Linked DNA regions of Homo sapiens: region 1 is linked to region 2. A link is a contact called in ENCODE Hi-C or POLR2A ChIA-PET data. All regions are on one chromosome and are shown on one strand. Each heading gives the region's core, a stretch centred on a gene start or an enhancer-like site at or near the end of the contact. The rest is flanking DNA. Distances are from core to core; before and after follow the strand shown. Region 1 holds the start of CNTFR-AS1 (CNTFR antisense RNA 1). Region 2 overlaps DNAI1 (dynein axonemal intermediate chain 1).

Region 1 (6,932 bases), core at 3,895-6,394, 66 kb after region 2:
AATCACACTCACCTGGTCTTCCCTCTACCTTCTTGCTGGCTCCTTCTTATTTCTTTTTGTGGCTCATTTCCCTCCATCGACCTCTTTAAATGCTGATGGTCTTTAGGGCTCAATTCTGGGTCCTCTTCTCTCTTCACTCCATGATCTCTCCCTTGGCCATCTCACACCCTCCCATGGCCTTAATGCTGACAACCCCCCACAAATATCCATCTCCAGCAGAGGCCTCTCCCCGAATCCCAGACGCTCAGACCCACTGGTTACCAGCCATCAACTCCCGGTTGTCCTCCAAGGATCCCACTGAACAGGTCTGCAGCAGATGTCTAGGGAGCCGCCGATCCCTTGCCCATACTATTAATACTTCTCACTCCCAAATTCTGCAGTTATTCGCCTAAGAGCTTTCTTTTGCTTTGCCTGCTGGGACATCAGGGCAAAAGTGCTGGGGAATCAAAGAGCCTCCCTCCCACCCCAGGTGAATCTCTCAACCACTGATGGGCAGGAGCTAGTGTATACACATCCCAGCTCCCTCACCCTCAGGCAGGGCAACTCAGGTGCACGTTCTGCATCTGCACCTTCGGTGGTTAACCTCAGTCGCCAAGAGGCAATGTCTGGATAACTCACTCTTTACTGACTAACCTAACTTCCTTTTTGTGTGTCACTTTCCCATTCCTTCACGGTATTTCCTTCACCTGCCAAACAAACTACTTGCATAAGAATTCTCATCTTGGGATCTGATTCTAGGGAAACCCAAACTAAGACACTGTTCAAACAGCACACATTATCTTTTCCTTCCGTTTTCTTCCTGTTGCAGTCATGGATTCCTCCAGCTGTCTTGACTCCTCCCACCTTCTACTCTCCTGTCCTTCCCACCTCCAATCCATCACCAATTCTTCGACGTCCAACTGCGCCTTCTCAGCTTCCCCAGCTCCATGCCCTGGTCCCAGGTCCTCATCCTCTCTCCTGCATCCAGTAACAGTCTCCTTCCTACCTTGGTTTTTCTCCATCCAACCTGCCTCCCTCCACTCAGAGTGATCTTTTAAGAACATGACCCAGAAGATGTCACTGCCCAGCTTGCAGGATCATGATCTGCCCCCCGTCCCTTCCTTCAGCTCCCTCTCCACATCAACACCAGCCCAAGTGGCCTTTACATGCCCTCCCAGCCGCTGAGGCCTACGGTCACACCCAGCTCTCTGCCAGAAATGATGTTTCAATGCGTCTTCTAAATCACCGTTCGCTTCCCAAGTCTCCATTCGCTTCCCACTCCAGGATGCCTTCCTCCTTCCCTGGGGCCTCCTGGAGCGCCTTGCCTGTACCTGCATAACCACATATCCCACTTCCCTCCCTGAGGCCCTCTGACTAGCCCTTGTGGGAGCAGACACAGTGAGGCTCCTCCAGCTCAGATCCGTGACCTGAGGGTCTCTCCCCACTCATGTCCCAGGTGAGCCATGCCTTACCAGCTCTCTGCCTATGTTGTCAGAGGGAATAGGGTTTTAGGATACCCAAGACCTCCACGGGGGTGGGATGTGTGGGCAAATTGTCTAGGGGTCTGGACTCAGTGGGTAAGACTGGGCTCAGAGGCCAGAAGAGCGGGCCAGGACAAAATCAGAGGGCAAGGGTCAGGCTGCAGCTCTCCCCTCTCCATGTCCCCCTAACAGGAAGGGGACTTGATCTGGGCTAGGAGTCTGGGTCTCAAGGAAGGAGGGAGGCTGGATGAGGGGTGGGGGCAACACTTACAGCCCACATGCAGCAGGACTTGGTGGCGCAGGTGCCAGGAGTCACGGTGGAAGCAGGCGTAGAGGCCACTGTGGCCCAGTTCCAGGCCATGGAGCACCAGCTGAGAGCCGTTGAGCAGGTCAGGGGCCAGGTCTGTCCCATTTACCCGCCACGTCACCGCAGCATCCCAGTTTGCTGTCCCACATGGCAGTGTCACGTCAGAGCCCAGGCGCTCGTACTGCACATGGGGTGCCTCTGTGGGGGGTGGGGGCACAGGGCAAAAGTCACAGGTCACAGCCCGGCCCAGCACCCGCAGGCGAGCGTGCTCAGACAAGAGCCTGTGAGGATGGATGAGTGAGGACGAGAGGCTCGGTGTCTGTGTGAGTGTTTGGGGAGATGAAGAGTGTTCAAAGCTCCTCTATGCCTGTGCAAGTGTGTGGGTATATGAATGTCTCCAAATGTGAATGTGAGTGAGCATGTACAGGGGCTAGGTATGTGAATGGGCGATCTTCTGTGTGTGTGTGTTTGCATGTGACAGAGAGTTTGCATAGTGCTGAGAGGGGTCAGTTCTCAGAGAAAACCCAGTTCCTCTCCAGTCCCTGGGTTTTTTAAAGTTTCCTGACCCCCATGACCCGGATCTCTTGCCACCCACAGGCCCAGCCCAGTTACTGACGTCCATTATTACCCAGGCAAGCTGGCATTGAGGGGCCCCACTCCTGGACTCCTTTTTCGGTCTCCTTATCTCTTTCTCTTCCCCACCCCATCCTTGTCTCTTTCTGTCCTGTCTCTACCCCCCACCTCCCCCATCTCTCTTCCTGTCTCTCTCCCTTTCCTCTGCCTTCCCAGCCTGCCACCCCACAACAACCCGCCCCTCAGCCATCCAGGGCTCAGGCAGCAGCAGGAGAAGGGAGAATGGGCAGCAGGGAACCCTAGGGAACTCCTGGCAGCTGTCAAGTTCACAAGGCAGGAACTACTTAGGGCAGGTTGGGGGCTTGGGGGGTGCGGTGCTGCTGGGATGGAGTGAGCACTCTGACCATTCCTCTCCTACCCCCAGGAGCGGCCTGTCAGAGCCAAAAGCAAACCCCAGCCCTGCCTTCAGCAACCCAGGCGTGATGGACAGAGCCCAGGAGACTGGAAATGGAAGGGTGGAGGCGAGCACCTGTCGACAGGCAGCACGAAGTGGGGGAAGCGATCAGGGCAGAGAGACAGATTTAAGATGCAGGCACACAGAGATAGGGAGATGGGAATCTCAGGACACCCCCTTCTCATCCTACCCGCTGAGCCTGAGAGACAGACACTTCCCAGGTCTTGGCCAGATCTGCGGAGTGAGGGTGGGAGAGGAGAAGGGAAGGGGGAGAGGGCAGCAGTTGGGGTGGGGGGCTGCGGGATCCCTCGTTAACACTCGCTTACATCTCCCCTCCAGAGAGCCACCCTGCTGAGTTGGGGGATTTTTAGAGGCAATTCCTGTTAACGAGCCAATTAAGTTGGGCCAGTGGCCTCTTAATTAGGCTTGTTAACACCACCAAGACTGCAGGGGTGTAGGGATCCCCCTTGGACCCACTGGCCACCCCCTCCTCCCATTGCAGCCCCCTCCTCAGCCCTGCTTTGCTCTGCACTGGAACATCTGTCCCGGTTTGCTGCCTCTGTCGTCCTCGCTGTGCCAGGGTCTCTCTGTGACTCCGGGTCTCTCTCCCTCGCTGCCTATCTCTATCCTGCCCCTCTCTGTCCCTGTCAGAGAAGAAGGAAGCAGGAAACCCAGCCAGCCCTGACCACTCATCTGTGGAGCCTGGGACCAGCCGAACAGACGATGAACGGGCGGAAGGGCGGTGGCTGGGGGCCTTGGAGGCCACAGCTGTGAGGCTGGACCAGACACTAAACAGGGGCCTCCCCCTGACCAGAGGCCCAGTGTCCAAGACTCCGGCCACTGAGCGCCCCCAACAGTCCACCAGCTCCAGCCACTGAGCCCCCCTCCAGCCTCCCTTCCAAAAACCTGGAGCTTCCAGGAAACATGCCAAGCCCCTCTCTCTGCACCCCCTAGCAGAGACTTTGCATCCAGCTGCCTGAGGAGGAGGCTGAAAACTGACCTTTGGGGAGGGGGCGTGGCCATCATGGTCCCAGCAGCAACACATCAACACTGACCAGGCAGCTCAACGCTAACGTGGACCCAGTGTGGCCCTTAATCCTGGGGAGCAGGTACGGCCACCACACGAGGACACAGCAACCGAACAACACATTACATACAATGGCTATGGGATAACACCTCCCCACCACACCTTGTCTGCTGCACAAAAAAAGTAGAAACGCAACCTGACAATAATGACAGACCGATGATGTAAAGGCAGGGCAGAACGAAAAAATGACAACACAATGGCAGAAGACAACGACAGGCCACAGTGGAGAGGTGGAGGGGTAAGAGGACATGACAAGCACACAGTGTCACAACTGCTACAATAACACAACAATGGCAATACACGCAGCCATGCAACTGCTCCAAAGATGGCAGTGATTTAATCTTTTGTCTCTGGACAGCTCTGCTCCCGCCCCGTGGGTGCCCCTACTGATGTGCTGTCCATTTCAGAAATTAAATCAAGCAGCAGGGGGAGGATTGGGGTTCTTGGCCCTGAAGCGGTGACAAATGCTCCAAAGGAATCAGCTGTGAAAAGGTTGTTAGAAGCCAGGATGAGAGACAGAGACGGGATGAGGTCATGGACATGGAGAACACAGAGGGACAGAGCTGACGGCTCCCTCACACCTGCACACACAGGCTCACAGGGGGACCACATGTCAGAAACAGTCCCCCCGGGCATCCCAAAGCAACTTCACTTTGCCACACACAAAGGAACAAGGGCAGTCACCCCTAAAGAAGAAGGACATGCAGGACAGTCATCCACAAGGCCACAGTCACACACAAGTTCACAGTCACACAGGGACACTGTCTCACTTCAGGGATGGTAACACCTGATACGAGATCACATGTACACGTACAAGAAGGGCACCATCACCTAAAGGCACAGCAGTTATGCCCAGGGACACAGGGAGACAGTTTAATACAAACACACAAAGAGAAACAGAGAGACACAATTACATGTGGGGTACAGTCTCAAACACAAGGATACAGCCCCACAAAGGGCATGCAGACAGGCAAGGTGACATAGACAGACAATGTCACACGTGAGGAACAGTCCACAAGGATACAGCCACACAGAGAAATGCACTCAAACAGGGACACACTCTCACCCTCACAAGAACACAGTTTCACACTCTCAGAGAGGTGGCCTTATGTCCAGGACCATGGGGACACAAGGTAGAGACCACTGGCAGGCCCTAGGGATGCCCAGTCAATGCCCCTGGGGCTGGCCAGGATCTCTCCGGGTCTCACTGATGATCTCATAAAGAAGAGGCCATATAAGCCTCGACTCACTACCCACAGCCTTGAGGGTGGCAGAGCCCAGCCACCAGGGTCTGCTCCATGCCTGGTCCCTGGAGAGGCCCTCACCCTCTCTGCTTTCACCCAACCCGACTGACACGGAGTAGGAGGTGGGAATCATGCAGGCAGGGAGCTTAGGAAGCCTGGTTCAAGGTGAGTTTTGAGTTCAGACCTCGGGCTGATGTTGCTGTTTGAGGTGCTGCCTCAAGTGCAGTAGAGGGGCAGGTGGCCAAGTTAAGAGGGCCTCTGTTAACACCGCTCCTTGTCCTGTGGGCTGTGGGCAGGCCTTGCCCCTCACTGGAGAAATAGGTAAAGGGAGGGCAGGGAGGCTGCCAATGGCCGAGCCCTGAGCTGTCCCTCCCCCGTGTGGCCATTCCAGCTGATTAACCTGTCCCTTCCTTAGTGCACTGGCTCTCTCCCGCATGTTAGCCTGTCCCTTCGTCTCATTCTCAGTCCACCTTCTCTGTCCCCATCCTCCGTCTGGGATGAAGCTGAGGGTAGAAGGTGACCTGCAGTCTTGCCCACTGTCTCCAATCGGTGCCTCCAACTGCACCCCACAAATCTCCGAGAGATCCCCTTTCACCCAGATACAATATACAGGTCCCGCCCCAGCCTCCCCCGTCAACTCCCATCCCACCTGCCTGTACCCTATGCCACCCTAGTAAGAAGACAGATCATCTCAAGCCAGAGACACCGTCAGCATTCGACCACCCTAGTGTGAGTGTGGAGGACTGTGCATATCAGTGTCACATGACTCCATGTCCCTCTGGGTGGTCATGTGTGACAATGCCAGTGTGTGACTCTTGGGTAGTGTCAGGATGCAGCTATGCCAGTGAGGGTTCATGCCCAGCTCTGAGAGGGGGGTCAGCAGGCGGCTCCCGTGAGCACTCACCCTGTGGACTGTGTCTCTGGGCGTAGACAACTGCGGCGGCGGCGGCAAGCACAGCACAGCAGGCCCACGGGACAGGAGCAGCCATCTGTTGGGAGAAACCGGGGTGGGGGAGGGGTCAGCATCAGCCCAGGCAGGACTGTCCTGGGGAGCCCCTCCTGTTCTCAGGCAAGACTGGGAAATCCCAGCCCTAGGGCCCTGGAGAGGCCCTCACCCGCTCTGCTTTCACCCAACCCGACTGACACGGAGTAGGAGGTGGGAATCATGCAGGCAGGGAGCTTAGGAAGCCTGGTTTAAGGTGAGAGCATCTTGACCCCAAAATGCCCTTCTTAATGGGGCTCAAGATCTTCTTTCAGGCAACAGAAAGCAACATTATTGGCATCTGTAGGCAAAGGTTTGCTAAGATGGTAGAAGGCAACCTATGGTGGTTTGCTGTTCGATAAGACTAGTGGCTACACAATGTTGTCAACTGCAAATGAGTTACAGAATATTGGTAATGCCAGGGCCATTTTTCTAAAAAAAAAAATAACTTTACTGGTGAGGTTAGCTAATTAGCTATAAACATCATAAACTGAAAGGGTAATGTTTTAACTCAATTGGAGGTCTGTACTTCTCCAGATTGCTTTGAATGGCAGGCCCCCTGCTGTGCTCCTGGGGAGAGAGCCTGAAACCTGGATGCTCGGGAGCCCCTCAGATCCGTCATCTGTCCCCGACACCCCTGTGGTGAGCCTTGCCACTGGGCCCTGAGAAGCTCAGAGCAGTCGAGTCAGGGCAGTGGGACATGACCCAGGTCAGATGTGGCTTTTCCGTAATTGTACACCAATGATCAAGAGAAAATGAAGGATTTTAATATGTAAGTCCTTGTCAGGAACCCCGGCCCACCCTTGACCCCAGCCATGTGCCCCT
Region 2 (5,223 bases), core at 1-2,500:
ACATCCCAAACCCCCAGTACCCCCTTCTGCACTTAACCACCTTGAGTATGACATGTGACAGTATAGAAAAATATGGAACTTGGATTCTTATGGGATCACAAGACCACCCCCAGGACTCCCAAGTGGTGAGGGCCTAAGCTGGAGAACAGATGTCTGTAGTATATTTAGGCACCAGTGCCAATGGGAAGGCCCTTGTCCACAGGAGGGCCATGTTCATTTCCTATGCCAATGGATTCATATTTTTTTTTGCAGGAATCCAAAGTACAGGGATCTGTTTGCAGTGGGATATGGCTCTTGTAAGTGATCTGACTATTCATTTATTTGCTCATGTAAACAGCAAACACTAAGTACCTACTCTGTGCAGAACTCTTTGCCAGTTGTAAGAAATACAAAGATGACTGCCCGCAGGGGGCTCACAGTCTAATGGGGAAGACCCACAATCCTACTGGCAATTAGTGCTGGGTGAAGGAATATTCTAAGCTGAATGTGTCAATGGAACCTTGAAGGAGTTATTCTGGTGAAGAAAGAGGGGAAAACACTTCTGGCAGAGGGACCTGCATATGCAAAGGCTTGGAGGCATGAGGAATATGGCAGAATATGAAGCTGCTGGGGGGGCCAGGGTCAGCCCTCAAAGGGCCTGGTAAGCCATTCCAAAAAGCTTGGATCTTCTCCTGAGGGGAAACCACTGAAGGAATTCAAGGACAGGGACATGACCAGTGCAGGGAGGAATTGCAGGCATTGCAGGCCTGAGACTGGAGGCAAGGAAACCAGTTAGGAGACTGATGCGGGCATCCCAAGGAGAGATGGCAGGACCTTAACCACACTGTGGAGTAGGGATGGAGACCCCCCCTTCCTGCCTCCTCCTCAGGCCTTCCTGACCGGGTGGGTGGGGGCATGGGGGATGGGATCCCCTGAACCTTCGGAGCCCACTGCTATCCAGAGTGTGCCCGCCCCTGCCAGTTACCCACCCAAGGCAGGAAGGCAGCACAATGGAAACTGTGTCCAGGCGATTTGCTTTCCCTTCATGTTACTTGGTCCCAGAAGAAGCCCCTAGCGCTGTGCTGGCCTGGACATTCCCCCTTCCCAACGGGAGAGGGCCCTACACTTCACAGTAGTCTCGCTCCCCAGTGCTAACAGCTTGTTCTCTGGCTGGGAGGATCAGCTTCTGCAAACACAAAAACCTTTCCATTCTCCAAGCTGCTGCTGGCTGGCAGGCATACAAGCTCCCAGTCACTGCCCCTCAGACTGCCTGTCCACCCATTCTTTGACCAGGGTGGGGAGGGGCAGTGGGTGTTTGTCATTCCTCTCAGGGAGGAGACCTTGGAGCTACTCCCAGTCTTGTGGTCTGGGCCGCCTTTGAGGATGCCCTAAATGCCTGCTTTGTGTCCCCACTCCTGAGGGTGGGCTGCTGCCAAGTGGGAAGTGCCCTCCCCCTCTGGCAGGGAACTAGCACATTCCTCCCCCTCTGCTGCAGCTACTGGGCCTGGAACAGGGCCTGGGGGTTGGGTTGGGCAGGCCCTCCCAGGAGTGGGTGTGGACCCCCCTGTGAGGCTACTCTCAACCCAGGCTCTCTGCCCAGGTCTGAAGCAGGGGTGTAGGGGTTGCTCCTCAGAAGGTGGGAGGGGAAACTGCTTCAGTTTTAGCGCTATTCTCCCCGCACCCAGGTTCGGAAGCAGGCTCAGCTGGTCGGGGTCATGTGGAGGCTGTCGTGGGGGCTGGAGGGCTGGGCAGCCTTGGGCAGGAGCAGTAGAGTAGGTCACCTCCCACCAGCAGAAGACCTTGAGCCTGACAAGCCCAGCAATGTCCTTTGGGCAGGCACTTACCTGAGAACGGTCTCTTTGTCCTTCCTTGATGCTGTTAGCTACATCCACGTGCCTGAGTGGTACCCGTCGTCAGCTACAGTCCTGGGGGTGGGGGTGTCACTTTCCAGTGACACCTGGGGCCAGAAGCCTCTCTGAGCCTTGGTTTCTTCGTTGGTGACATGGAAAGGCTGACAACCTGCCAGGCCTCCATTCCAGGGCTATTGTGAGGTACGCTTGAGAGAGAAGAAGTAAACATGCTGCAAGCGGAGGAACCACCTACACATAACGGACAATCATTGCTGATTTGTCTGTCATTCTTTCTCGTAGCTTTCCTGCAGTACCCTCAGGGAGCCCGAGCAGAGAAGGGGGGTGTGGAGACAGAGGTAGTCTCCTAGGGAGCAGGGCCCAGTGGCAGCAGCAGTGGTATTTGCTTTTGTTGTCACTGGCTCTGGGGTTGTTGGCCGGCTTTCAGATGAGCATCTATTCTCCAGAGCCTTGCATATCTCAGAACCACCTGCAGAGGCCTGAATAGAACCAGGCTGGCTGAGACTCAGGAAGGCCCCTGCATCCATCCTGAGCTTGCCTCTGGGAGTCCCATGCTCTTGAGTGCCTCCATGGGAGAAAGAGGGCGAAGCTGGGGCAGACAGAAGGCACCCTAGCTGCTGGATGGGGTCACTATGAGGAGCAGCTGGTCTCACCAGCATCCATCACACTGTCTTTGGAAGCTCCCAGATACCACCCTCCCATAATCAGCTTTTGCCTCATGAGGACAAACACTGGAGTGAGAATTTGGGTTTGTAGTTGGATTTGACTCTGGTGAGCTGAGTCTAGACCTCATAAACCTCCTTTTTATGGTATTCCCAGATATTTATTCTGTGACTCAGCCAAATAAAACTTTGGCAGGGGTAGGTATGTACCCTAGGAAGGACTGTAGCCATTCCCTCATTTCTGGGACAGGCCAGGTTGGTTGGAGCCAGCCAGGAACAAGCAGGTAGAGAAAAGGAAATCTGGGCAATTGCCTGCAACAGCACAGAAACATCCCTACCTGCTTCCCTTCTATAGCTGCTGGGTACCAGCTAGTGAGCACAATAGGCTGCTTAAAGGGCAAAGATTGGGATCCCCCTAGGGCCAGGCTACATGTTCCCAGCAGAGTAGAGAAAGAGGCTGTCAGTAGGTATAAAGCAGGTGGAGGAAGGTTAGAAGAAAAGGAACTAGCCCAAGAAGAGATGGCCTTGGGACTGCTGGGATGCAATGATGTCAGCCGGCTGTACTGAAGGGGTCCTTTCCAGCCCATTAGCCAATTCATAGCAGGGAAACAGGGACTTCTCATGGTCTTCCAGGCATGGATGGTGGAACAGATCAGGATGCTCTGTGTGGTCCTGAGGCTATCACACAGGAGATGGGGCAAGAAGCTTCCCAGAGCGCCATGTATTGGAAGAGCAGGGGAGCCAGCTGTTCCCCAGCCCAGCCTCTGTCTGGGGACAGCACCCTCAAAAGGGGCCAATGTCAGGCTCTGAGTCCCAGCTCTAAATCCCTTCCCACTCTGTCCCACCACATCCTGGCCTGTCCCTGGGCCTGCCCAGGCCAGAGATACACTTTTAGGGATTTAAATCTTTCCTGATCATTTGTTTGTCAGCTTCACTAATTAAGCAGTGTTAATTTCATTTACTGGAAATGGAAATTCATCCACCTCATTTCTTCTCATTCATCCTCCACACACAAAATCCATCACTCCTCGGCTGCGGGCTGCGTAAAATTTACAAGACTAATTATGTTGTCAGGTCTCTTTGTAAATACAGTCCTTAAAGGCCACTGTGCTTGCTGGGTTGTAATGCAAGGGCATTCCTGTTGTTAGTTTAATTACTGGTTAGTTATTTAGGTTCTCAAATGTTTGCCTCATTTTCCCTAAATCAAATTAAATGTCCCGCTTGATGTATTCTGTCTCTAAGGCCTTGCTCTTATTTCCACACTGTTTAAATATGACTTCTAATCGAACGAGAGTGCCTGGAAAAGCCCAGCTGCTGGAGAGGCTGAGCCCAGCTCGGCACCATGGCCTCTGGGCCATGCTTGAGGTTTTGAACCCTCTAGCAACTGATAACCTTCTTTAGAGCAGCCTTGGGCTAGTCCCCTGCCTTTGGAAACTGTGAACGTCCTAACACAAGGGGAATTTTTGTTCCTGGAGTCGAAGGTGGCAAGGCTGAGGTATGGGAAATGGAGAGAGGGTTTCATTATTGTCATCAGAAGGGCGGAGGAGCATTGCATCCATCCAGCTGACTTCTAGAGGGACGGCTTCCAAACCATCCCAGAAAAAAAAAAGTGCCATCTATGGGAGCCTCTCTCTCTGATTCCTAAAGTACGTTTGGGTCAATTTTCCCTAAATGTCTACTATATTAGTTTCCCGTTGCTGCTGGAATAAACTACCACAAATTTAATGGCTTAAAATAACACAAAATTATCATATAGTTCTGGAGGTCAGAAGTCCAAAATAGGTTTCACGGAACCAAAACCAGGTGGTAACAGGGCTGCATTCCCTCTTGAGGCTCCAGGGGAGCAGCCCTTTCCCTCCCCTTTCCAATTTCTACAGGCTGCCCACATTCCATGGCTTGTGGTCCCCTTCCAGCAAGCAATCGAATCATTCTGACATCTGCTTCTATGGTTACATCTCCTTCCCTGACTCTCCTGCCTCCCTCTTTCCCTTATAAGAACCCTTGTGATTACATTGAGTCTACCCAGATAATCCAGGATAATCTCCTCCATCTCAATGTCTTTCACTTAATCAAATCTGCAGAATCCCTCTTGCCATGAAAAGTGACATATTTACAGGCTCAGGGGATTAGGATATGGACATCTTTGCAGGGGGGCCTTATTCTGCCTACCACACACCCCCTCCAAGTGCCTCTTGCATGACTTAATAAGGGAGTCATTAAACAGCTGCTGTCTTGGAGCCAGTCCTGGGCTAGACTCATTTAGGACAGCACAGTAAGAGAGGAAGCCTGCTGTCAGTGGCTGGCCTGGTATCCTTGTCTCTGTAGCGTGGCATCTACTTCCTCCTGTCCACTGACCTGGCCTGATGCCCCTACATGCCCTCTGCTTTAGCAGAGTGCCCCCAGGTAGGGGCTGCACTAGCCTTCCACCTCTCCAGCTTCGGCTCCCCTGAGCTTGGTGAGGAGGCTGGGAGGACCGAGCTGGTGGCGGAAGGGCTGGGACTATGTTCATGACTACATATCAGGATGGGCGCCAAGTACACAGAAAATGAAAGAAAGAGTGGGAGGCACTCCCTTGACATGGGGCTGGTGGGGAGAAGGGCCTCTGCTGAGTGGTCCATTGTTGATTGCCAAAAGCTGTGCCCAGGTCAAGTGGGCCTGTGGAAGCCTGACTGGCTGGCCTGGGACTTCTGGGTTTGGGGAGCATGCCTAGATCT

Evidence for each region. A loop is a pair of places that touch in the nucleus more often than their neighbours do. ChIA-PET counts read pairs that join two places held with the same protein, here RNA polymerase II (POLR2A).
Region 1: a map of astrocyte of the spinal cord shows a loop between it and region 2 (10-fold over the local background). The contact joins the promoter of CNTFR-AS1 here to the enhancer-like site in region 2. A Hi-C loop is called at or near these places in 6 of 168 maps with a recorded cell type or tissue (DLD1, G401, astrocyte of the spinal cord and 3 more). POLR2A ChIA-PET finds 5 or more read pairs at or near these places in 2 of 52 experiments (T-cell and WTC11).

The regions. Positions count from the first base shown.
Region 1 is chr9:34,562,868-34,569,799 of GRCh38, forward strand. CNTFR-AS1 (CNTFR antisense RNA 1) reads left to right here and starts at 5,145. Exons shown (of 2, transcript NR_024369.1): 1 at 5,145-5,290. CNTFR (ciliary neurotrophic factor receptor) reads right to left here. Exons shown (of 10, transcript NM_147164.3): 3 at 6,030-6,114; 4 at 1,732-1,965. The coding sequence starts at 6,114. It overlaps LOC105376023 (a long non-coding RNA gene), which reads left to right and starts at 6,232. Exons shown (of 3, transcript XR_007061466.1): 1 at 6,232-6,324; 2 at 6,645-6,749. RefSeq lists an enhancer at 5,550-6,084.
Region 2 is chr9:34,500,886-34,506,108 of GRCh38, forward strand. DNAI1 (dynein axonemal intermediate chain 1) reads left to right here. Exons shown (of 20, transcript NM_012144.4): 12 at 253-296. Among named protein-coding and RNA genes, the nearest start is that of ENHO, 19 kb to the right of the region's middle. Within about 2 kb of position 1,251, at least 5 of the 41 ENCODE cell types and tissues checked have a DNase peak (open chromatin) inside an H3K27ac peak, as active enhancers do.